2 separate regions of the Mus musculus genome follow, and region 1 is linked to region 2. The links are chromatin contacts, found by Hi-C or POLR2A ChIA-PET in ENCODE. All regions are on one chromosome and are shown on one strand. The core of a region is the stretch at or near the end of the contact, and the rest is flanking DNA. Distances in the headings are between cores, read along the strand shown.

Evidence for each region. Hi-C counts contacts between places; a loop is a spot of excess contacts on that map. ChIA-PET counts read pairs that join two places held with the same protein, here RNA polymerase II (POLR2A).
Region 1: a map of regulatory T cell shows a loop between it and region 2 (2.3-fold over the local background). The contact joins the promoter of Zfp36 here to the promoter of Fbl in region 2. A Hi-C loop is called at or near these places in 1 of 37 maps with a recorded cell type or tissue (regulatory T cell). POLR2A ChIA-PET finds 5 or more read pairs at or near these places in 2 of 5 experiments (Patski and embryonic stem cell).

Annotation. Positions count from the first base shown.
Region 1 is chr7:28,376,703-28,382,011 of GRCm38, forward strand. It overlaps Zfp36 (zinc finger protein 36), which reads right to left and starts at 2,526. Exons shown (of 2, transcript NM_011756.4): 1 at 2,472-2,526; 2 at 82-1,791. The coding sequence starts at 2,495. The coding sequence ends at 856.
Region 2 is chr7:28,167,760-28,172,792 of GRCm38, forward strand. Fbl (fibrillarin) reads left to right here and starts at 1,989. Exons shown (of 9, transcript NM_007991.3): 1 at 1,989-2,059. The coding sequence starts at 2,050. Gm31024 (a long non-coding RNA gene) reads right to left here and starts at 1,103. Exons shown (of 2, transcript XR_001778069.2): 1 at 349-1,103; 2 at 1-166.

The DNA of each region.
Region 1 (5,309 bases), core at 1,276-3,775, 210 kb after region 2:
AGCACTGCTCACGGAAAGGTCTGGAGGTCAGTTTACCCACCATCACAAGGCTGTGAGCCGCGAAAAAGACAAATTTCATCTCAGTTCACACTCAAGATTTTATTTAAAAATTCCAACCCCCCCCAAAAAATAGACTTGTACGGTAGCAATATATTAATATATTATAGCATATACTTAATACAGTATCAGTTTTAACATTACAAAAAGAAAAACGGAGTAGACGACCCAATATATATAAATACTATAAAATCTTAATACAATAAATAAAGTCGTCATAAATAAAGGGCCCACTGGTTGGGGGAGAAGGGATTTGGCAATGGCTTTGGCTATTTGCTTTAGGAGGGAAATTTGAGCACCAGGATTCTCAGGAGAGGCTTCGACCACCGGACACTGAACTTCAGGGTCTAGTAAAAATTAGGATAGTATTGTGGGAGCCGGCTCTTCACAGCACTTAAGATTCCAGGAGACCAGAGTTGCAGAGGGGCTGGTGCATACCTGTAACCCCAGAACTTGGAAAAGGCTAAGGCAGGATTATATTGAGTTCAAAGCCAGCCTGGGGTACCATAATAAGCTCCTATCTCAAAAACAACAGAAGACTTGGGGCCTGGAAGACCAACTGTCAACTGTCTCCCTCAAACATCTTAGGTACCCTAGGAACGGATCCACCCAAACACTGAATTTGCAAACTAGGGACCTGCCCCAGCCCAGCACCAGGGAAATGGGTTATTGCATCTTGGAATGTCCAGAAGATGGGACTTATTAACTTAGAGGAGTGCCCCAGGTCCCCACAGCAATGAGCAGTCCCTGCCCTCTCTTTGAGATCTAGCTGATCCATACTGGGTAGGTAGGCACTTGTCACTCAGAGACAGAGATACGATTGAAGATGGGGAGACGCCTTGGGGGTGCAGGGGTCTGGGGAGGCCCAAACACCCCTGCCTCAAAGACAGGTGAGTCTGACCCCCCCAGGCTGCTGCCGCTGCTGGCGTAGTCATCAGGATCGGATCCCAGAGAGTGGGCAGATGGGCTCCGAGCCAGGCCACCCAAGGGCCCCCAGATGGTGCTGGGGGTAGTAGACCTTCGGCAGGAGGGGCAACAGGCCTGGTTAGGGTCTCTTCGAGTCACAGGGGTCCCAGGGGCAGCAGAGAAGGCAGAAGGGGAAAGTGGAAGATCCCCAGGGGGCGGTGGGGAGCTGGAAGGCGAAAAGGAACAAGAGGACAGGGAAGGGCCAGAAAAGCCTGGAGGTGGCGGCGAGCTTCTGCGGCCTGAGGGCAAGCCGGAGAAGCTGATGCTTTGTCGCAGCACATGGGGCTGGCCAGGGAGAGCTAGGTCCTCGGTGGGGTTGTGGATGAAGTGGCATCGAGAGCCATAGGGGCAGCGGCCCTGGAGGTAGAACTTGTGGCAGAGTTCCGTTTTGTACTTGGGGTGGCGATTGGCTTGGCGAAGTTCACCCAGGCCGTGAGCAAACTGGCACTTGGCCCCGTAGCGACAACGCCCGCTTTCTGAGTAGGTCCGACAGAGCTCGGTCTTGTATCGAGAGGAGGTGGTGGGAGTTGCAGTAGGCGAAGTAGGTGAGGGTGACAGCTCAGGGCCTGGGCGGGGAGCCAAAGGTGCAAAACCAGGGGGTGGGGGTACCCAGCCACAGCTTCGGCCCTCCACCAGGCTAGTGGAGCGGCCAGTCAGGCGAGAGGTGACCCCAGACGGGATGGAGTCCGAGTTTATGTTCCAAAGTCCTCCGAGGGATTCGGTTCCTCCGTGGTCGGATGACAGGTCATGGCTCATCGACTGGAGGCTCTGAGAGGAACAGGGTTCGGTTAGGCCACCAGAAAAGGTAAGGTGACGTCGCCCCGCCCCTGTTGTAAAGCACTTCACGAGCTTGCCAGTCCGGTTTGTGGGTTCTCGGCCTGAGCCCCACCCGGCTCACACAAACTCCAGGGAGAACCTGACTACAGAGATTTGAGTGTTTCCACATGACTGAAGGTAATCCAGAAGGATCTAGGAAGCCCAGTATCCCCGATCGAGAGAGGGTTCCCCCCCAAATCAAAGCACACTGCTGCTCGCCAACTTTGGGCCTCTAGGACTCCCCCCCCCCCCATATGACCGCCCACCGGGCGCTCGTTTCACAACTTGAAGGAGCCGGCCAAAGCTGACCCAGGAGGCCAGATCTCTCTAGAACTCTTACCCTGTCAACTCCCCCCCTACCTCAACCTTAGCACCTGCTTGGCCACCAAACCGCGCCATGGGCAGCGAAGGGCACTAGACAGGTGTGATGCCGCTTCCGCCCTACGCGAGTGACAGCAGTGTGCCAGCTTTTCGTCCCAAGGGGATCGCCGGTATCTGGACCGAGGCGCTAGGCTCGCTGGCTCCCTCTCTCATTTCCAGCCAGCCAGGGCTAGTCTGAGAAGGTACGGAGGCGTCCCGGGCCTAAGTTTGGTGCGTCGGGGATCCCGGGATGCTGTCTAACAGGTACTCACCTCGTAGATGGCAGAGAGATCCATGGTGGCGCGAATGGCCTTGGTGAAGAGACCGACTGTCGGTTCGCAGAAGTCAGGCTGTGGCCCGCAGCAGGAGCTTTCTCCTTTTATGGGGCGGCCTGGGGGCGTGGCCACTAGAGCTTCCGGGACGCGCCCCCGCGGCGTAGCTCGGCCGGCCTGGTACTAGGCCCCTTCCGCCTATCTGCTGGTTAGCATGCAAAATGTGCCTGAACTTGGCCCTCCCGCAGCTCCGGCCCCTCTCGGGGGGTAGTAGGGAGGGTTGTGTACGACCAACTGGAGGTGATGGTAGCGGGGCGTCCTAGTGTTTTTCAGAGGTGGAAGGCAGTCGGGAAGAGAACTGGGGCAGAAGTGGGGGCAGGGCTCTAGGGACAATTGACAAGGGCAGAGACTGAGGGCGTGTGCGTGTGAGACAGACGGGGGCGGGGAGAGACAAGTTGGAAGAGACAGAGATGGCCAGAAGCCGAGAGAAAAACAAAGAGACAGTGAGAGACATTCACAAGTAGGATCTGCTGGTTTAGGACTGTGATTCCGGCCCCTCAGGGAGGCTGAGGCAGGAGACTGGTAGTTCAAGGCCTGGCTCCACTATACAGTGGGTTCTAGGGCAGCTTGAGTAACTTGGTGAGACCCTTTTCTTAGGAAGTAAAAAGATGCCAGATCACTGATGGCCCAAACTTTTAATTTCAGCACTTGGAAGGCAGAAGCAGACGGATTTCTATGAGTTCGAGGCTAGCCTGGTCTACAGAGTGAGTTCCAGAACAGCCAGGACTACACACAGAAACCCTGTCTTTTTTGTTTGTTTGTTGTTTTTGTTTTTCGAGACAGGGTTTCTCTGTATAGCTCTGGCTGTCCTGGAACTCACTTTGTAGACCAGGCTGGCCTTGAACTCAGAAATCCGCCTGCCTCTGCCTCCGGAGTGCTGGGATCAAAGGCGTGTGTCACCATGCTCGGCTGAGAAACCCTGTCTTGAAAAACAAAACAAAAGACAAGACAGTGGCATATGGTTGTAATCTTGGCATTTGGAGGTGGAGGAAGGGGGATCAGGCGTTCAATGTCAGACTAAGCTATTGATTGAGTTCCAGGTCCTACTTTTAAAAAAAAAAAAAAAAAAAAAGAGAAACCACGAAGGTAAGGAGGAAGTAAAACGAAGTCTCAGCGACTTGGTATGTACTCCTTAGAGCCAACCCTATTATAGAAAGAAAAAAAGATGACATTTACAAAGTGGGGAGACAGTAAGACAGGGAGAGGGGACTGGGAAACAAATCTAGGCGAGGAAGTGGGTTACAGAAAGATAGAAAGGCGAAATAAAAACTTAAACCTGAAGGCACAGAACCTGTAAGACAGTTGGTCCAGGTAGGGACCGCTCTGAGCTGTAGCTCAGCAGTGCCCTTCCAACCCCCTAGTCTAGCATGGCTGGATAGCACATTTACCCAAGCTGCAGTTTAAATTAAGAGGTTTTGCTTCCGAAAACTCAAGGTTGGAACAGCTTACGTCTTTTATTAGGGAGGAAGCTCTGCTCTATTGAAAGAATGGGCCACCTTCAACGTTGAATGGGTTTCTAGTAATGCAAGCAGTCTTAACTCAACTCTCTGGAGATCTGTAAGGTTTTTGCTTTTCAGTCGGTCTCCTTAGCCGGCTTGGAACTTGCGATCCTCCAGTCTCCACCACCCAAGTAGTGTTAGGATTACAGGCATGGCCGCCACACCCAAGTCAAAAGTGTTATTTCAAGGATATCTCCAGTGAAAAAGAGTTCTTGTGTATGGGGGTTATCATTGCCAGGAGTGTAATTACCATGCTGGGAAGTTCTCACACGGTGCGTTGCGTATCGAGGTAGGGAGATTCTGCCAGGCTACTTACTGGCTTGCCTCATAGGAGAGGGGGTTGGGGGGAATCCCTGGTGCAGCGCTTTCTGGGGCCAAGGGGCCTTCCTGGGCTGGTCCCGTGAGCAGGGCGGGCCATAGGCTGCTGTGGCACGGTTGCGGCCTCCCGCTCGCCCGTGACTCACTCGCTTAGGGCGGGGGAGGGGGGGCTTCCTGGAAGCCGTGACGAGGACGCTCAGCCCGGACGCTTGGGTTCCTTCTCTTGTAACCAGGGTTCCAGTCTGTTGTAAACAGTCTCGAGGACAACGGGAAAAGAAGGGAAGGAGGGGCACAAAAACTTGCCTCCCGCCCAGTTTACAAATCCCTGAGCCAGCCAATTTTAGGACCAAACGCAAAAAGCGAGGGTTGGGGTGGGGCATGTCGGGGTTTTTTGGAGGCCAGCAGGGACTGGATCATGGAGGAGTAATTCCAGTTTCGATTCCCTGGAGACTGGGAACCTTTTGCCATTCCTGACTCAGCCTGGCCCCCTCCTCTATCTGCTGAGTCACTGGGATTAAAGCTTGGATGCCTGGTATTGGGCTACTCTCTAAAGGATGCGGGCGTTGGGGATAGAAGACGGTTTAAGCAGGACAACCCCTCTGAAAATGAAGACTTTAAGCCGTAGGACTCACAAAGTGTGTCGTCATCTAAAATACGGGGCCAGGTGCTAGCTCTTTTCTGCCCCACACCTTGTGCCTTGGCTCTCAACCCGTTCCTTTCCTTGTCCAGTGGTCCAGACACACAGATCACCTCCTTCAGCACCAGGAATCCAGGCCCCACTTATGCTCCCTTAGACTCGCGGCCCTCTTCCCTCCGACCTAGAGGTCTAAGACTTAAAGATCTAGGCCCCAAGCCCCTTTTCTCTGGATCTAGGAGTCCGGGGTTCTGTCCAGCCCCCGCTTGTGTGCCCCAATCCCAGGAGGAAGTTCATAGCCTGACTCCTCCCTGCTCCCCACGTAGC
Region 2 (5,033 bases), core at 739-3,238:
TTGAACTTTTTAAATAAATAATAATAATAATAAAAATAGCCAGGCAGTGGTGGTGCACGCCTTTTATCTCAGCACTTGAGAGGCAGAGGCAGGCGGATTTCTGAGTTTGGGGCCAGCCTGGTCTACAGAGTGAGTTCCAGGACAGCCAGGGATACACAGAGAAACCCTGTCTCAAACAAACAAACAAACAAACAAAAAAAAAAGAATGAAAGAAAGAATTTAAATTAATTTTTTAAGAAATCCTAGGAGCTTGGGAGGTATCTCAGCAAGTAAGAAATCTTGCGCTGAGCAAGCATGAGGACTTGAGTTCAAATCCTAATGCCTGTCTTAAAAAATTGAAGTGGTCACCTGTGTGTCTGTAACACCAGGGCTGGGGTGGTAGTGGTGAGACAGGGGACTTTCTGGCCACCAGCCTAGCTCCGGGTTCAGTGAGGATCCTAAATCAAGAGAATAAGAGAGAGGGTGATAGAGCAGAACACCGTACATCCTCCTCCATTCTCTGCATACCTGCATGTGTGTGGGCACACACACACTCGTGAACACATACACACACAATGTGTAAGCACTAAAACATTTCAGTGTCTTACAGGCTTGTAAGAATCCCCTTTAATGCTTATTTTGTCTAAAACAAAACAAAAACCAGTGCTGGATGCTAGGGTGATTTGTCACCCTGGCAACCATCCAGCCCTTCCCTGGCACTTGGCTGCCTTGAATGACTACCATCCAAGCAAACCCCTCTTGGCAGCCAGCTGGTCTACTGTCATGGCAGCCTGGCAGCTCTTGAATGCTCCACAGACACCTCCAGGAAGCTATACTGCATGGACCACCACTTAATGCTAAAAGACAACTCCTGCTCTAGGAGGCACTATCCTGGCCCTGACTATCCCCAAGAGTTTAACATGGACTTTTTGCCATCAGAAGCCTCTATAATCCTTGGCAGCCACTTCACCAAGGCCAGAGGGAAACCATTTCCCCTGGTAACCCAACAAAAAGTCAGCGGTTAGTGCAAATGATCTTTCAGTTGCACGGAAGGCTGTAAGTTCTGGCTATTAGGACGCTTCTTCTGGAGACCGGTCGCTCCTGTGCTGCCTCCTGGTGGTGCAACATTAACACTGGGCCTTCTGCAACAGTTGTTGCTCGACTGATGTGATCTTTATCAGTAGGGTGGGCTGAATTCATGACCTGAAGAGGAGGAACAGAGGCAGAAACAACTGCAAACCAGCAGTGGCCTGGGAGCAGCTGCGACAACATTTGGGTGAGTGAAGATTTCCAGTAAGAGGCCAGGGGTAGAGAGCAGAAGCAGTGAGATGCCTGTTCTTCGCTGTAAAGGAGGGAGCTCTTTGAGCGGAAAAGGAAAAGGAAGGAGAAATAGAAAAGCGAAGTGTACCATAGGAGATCCCGAGTTCCAGCTCAGCCTGGACCCCACTGCAAAACCCTGTCATAAAATACAAACCTCAACAACAAACAGAAACATAAGGCTGTGCTGGAGAGATAGCTCAGCTGTGAAGAGAACATAATGCTCTTGATGAAGACTCAGGTTCGGGTCTCAGCACCTATTTGGCGGCTCACAATTAATTGCCGGTAACTCTAGTTCCAGGGGATCTGACGCCTTCTCCTGACTTCCATGGCGTATGCGTGGTGCACAGACAGACGAATATGCAAGCTAAACACTTCTAAGGATAAAATTTTAAAAATTTAAAGTCTTTGAAAAATAATAAATTTTTAAAAATCGGTATAACCCCTGATTCCTGGAGTGCTAGCATAAGTGAGAGGAAAAGTCGCAGCGCACTTGTGATAAAATTTGCCACTCTAGGAAAAAGTGAGGAGCGTAGAGACACGACAGAGCCGGAAAAGGATTCAGAACTCCCACCCAAGGGGCCGACTCCGACTTCCGGGAGACGGGACGCGCGTCTAAGGGGCGTGGTTACGCGCTTCCGTCACTCGCCGTGCGTCACCGCGCGCAGGCGCTCCTTTCCACGTGCGAAAGCCTGAGACTCGTGGAGTCGGGGACGCCGCAGGTTGCCTGAATCGCGCGACCAGAACGCAGTAATGAAGCCAGGTAAGGACCACGGTGCGGGCAGGAGTCGGGGGCTCTAGGCGCGGCGGGCGGGGACCGCGGCCGCTCGGGGCCGGGGGATGTGGCCGTGAGCTCGGCTCACCGGCCGGCCTACAAGCTTGCCGCCTCAGAGCGGCCGGTGCGGCCCTCCAGACCCTGACCCAGAGTTGGGGCTTGGATCTCCGAGCATTGCTTTAGGGGATCCGACTTGGGTCGCAGATGAAAGGGCCCCTGTCTCCACCCCAAGCCTTCCCTGTTGCCGCCGTCACCCACTGTCACTCCCTGTCAACGATACCTTGGTCCCCAACCCAGCTTCCCCCCGGGTAAATGAGGATCTCCGGCTCCGTGGTGTGCGGCGCTCGCGTGCACAGGCTGGCGCTCGCCGCGCTTCCGGGAGGGGCGGGACCCAAGGCTTGTAGGAGTAGAGGCTCTGGGGACCTGGGAGTCCCTGCTCTGTAGTGAGAGCGACTTTACTAGCCCGGCTATTAGCGGGGTAGGTGATTGGAATTGAGAGGGGTTGGTTTAGGTTTGGATTTTGAGAGCGTCTTGTCACGTGATCCTAGCTGGCCGAGATCCACCAGCCTTTACCTCCAGAGTACGGGGATTAAAGGCGTGCGCCACCACGGCTGGCCTGACAAATGTATCCATCTCACCTATTTCCCGCGTTTTTTTCTGATGAGCCCACTGTATGGTGGATGATGGCGAGAGTTCTGGCTTTGACAATAGAAAGTTCTCGTTTCTCTCTTGAGTTCTTAATGGATAAGTGGTTTTCTTGGTGATAGGTTACTCTGGGCTGTCAATCCTAGCACTCGGAAAGCGGAGACAGTTAGATAATGAGTTTGTAACACCAGTCTGTTCTACATTAGTCGTGATAGCATGAGCTTTTCCTGTTGCCGAAGGATCAGTTTTCACCACTGCAGGTTTTTGTCTGGCGTGGACACACATGTTCCTGTGGACAGATGGAGAGTAAGTCACTGCAGGCGATAGTGACCCATCTCTCCCTCCCAGACATGTTGAATATCTATCTGGGGCTCTGTTCTGGATGTCTGGGGAAGTAAGGTGGAGGGATTGCTAGTCTGGATGTTCTCCTGGCATCCTGTGATTTGTGCTTTCCCCTCAACCTTTCTCCATCACACGATAGAATGAGAATTGTTGAACAGTCGAATCTTCTGTGACAGTTTGTGTCTTGAATACGAAGCAGCTTTGGGGGAGATTGTTTTAAACAGAGGTGTGCTACAAAGTATGGTGGACGATTCTCAACAAGGTCCTTTATTTTCATGTTTGTGTATTGAAATGGCATCTTATTGTAATAGCCTAGGCTAGCCTCAGACTCGGCTTCCCAAGTGGCTGGGTTGCAGGCATGTGATTGCAGCAGTTGCTGGAGTTGCTAGTTTGGAGGTGGGGAGACTTGTAGAGAAAAGCAGATTCTAAAACAGCAGACTGTGTGTGAACATAAAAGTCTTGTTGAGTAGTGAGTCCTTTCGGTTCATTTTCCTCAAAACCCCAGGACCAGAAATGGATCCTGATAACACATTGAGTATTATGTGTCTGAGTTGACCCTGCTATCTACCGGTCGCCATGAGGATGCCAACAGCTTGCCAGATCTCTGTTCTGTCAGGCCCAGGGTTGGAGCTAGTGGCTCTTCTCCTCAGTACTCTTGTGTATACAGTTCCTTGATTTTTCTATCATTCCCATAGACCTTTGCTACTTTAGGGTCTTGAGTAACAGTAGCATAGCCATCCTCCCATATGAGCTACAGGACACCATTCTCTTCTGAATGAAAACAAGTGGTTTCTCTGAGGCAGAATCCAGGGCTGTGGATATGGCTCAGCTGATAAAGTGCTTCCTGGCATTCGGGAGACAATAGCTTTATTCTCCTGTGCTACCTAGGGATAGGTGTGGTGGTGAACATCCATCTTCCTGCCTTCGAGGTGGGGGGGGTCAAAAATTCAGATTGATCAACCATTGCAGCTGGAGACCCTGTCTCAAGGTCATCGGCAGACGTTTGCTGACTGATTGTTGGTGTCAGCATTGGATTGTGCTGAGATGCTGTAACCAGAATAATTACAAAGCCTTTTGTGCATTTGGAACTTGTGGGTGCCAGTGAGACTGACAGTTAAATGTAACGTGACAAGAAGTGGGCTGAGTCTGTACCACTTAGTCAGACACCCAAGTGCGGGAGTGCTGTGCCTGCCTGCGGGAGCTGGGAAGAGGGGCAGCTCGCATGAGATTTCAAAGCCTGCCATTTGCAGATGGGGGACAGCCTGGGTTGATGAATCTCAATTTAGGCTATACATTAAGGTCCTGCAGGGAACTCAAAAAGGAAAAAAAATGCCCTTCTCAGGGAATCGTGGTCAAGAAAAGAATTCTGATTTTGTTGTGGATAGTGAGGTAGGGAGGGTAGAGATGGGGCTTGGGGGTGTCTGAGAGTTTTGAAGCTGAAACTTAACTTAGAACTGGGCGTGGTGGCACACGCCTTTAATCCCAGCACTTGGGAGGCAGAGGCAGGCGGATTTCTGAGTTCTAGGCCAGCGTGGTCTACAGAGTGAGTTCCAGGACAGCTAGGGCTACACAGAGAAACCCTGTCTTTAAAAACCCAAAACAAACAAACAATCAAAAACTTAGTTTGAAATAGATACCAAGTTGCACAGGGTTTTTTGTTTGTTTTTGAATTCTGGGGAGTTGAACTCAGGGCCTGGCCTATTAGAGCTGCAGTGCCCCCCCCCCTCAAGTGAAGTGTGTTAGAAAGGACAAAGAACAAGCAAACAAAAAGTGAAAAGAACAAAGTTTTTTTTTGTTTTGTTTTGTTTCAAATACCATTAGGAGTACTGTTGCAGTGGCACACTCCTTTAATCTCAGCACCTAGAGGAGAGCCTGTGTGTCCTTGAGTTTGAAGCCAGCCTGGTTTACCTAGGGAGCTGCAGATTAGTCAGGATAGGTAGTGAGACCTGGACTCTGAACACAGCTAAAGGAGGCT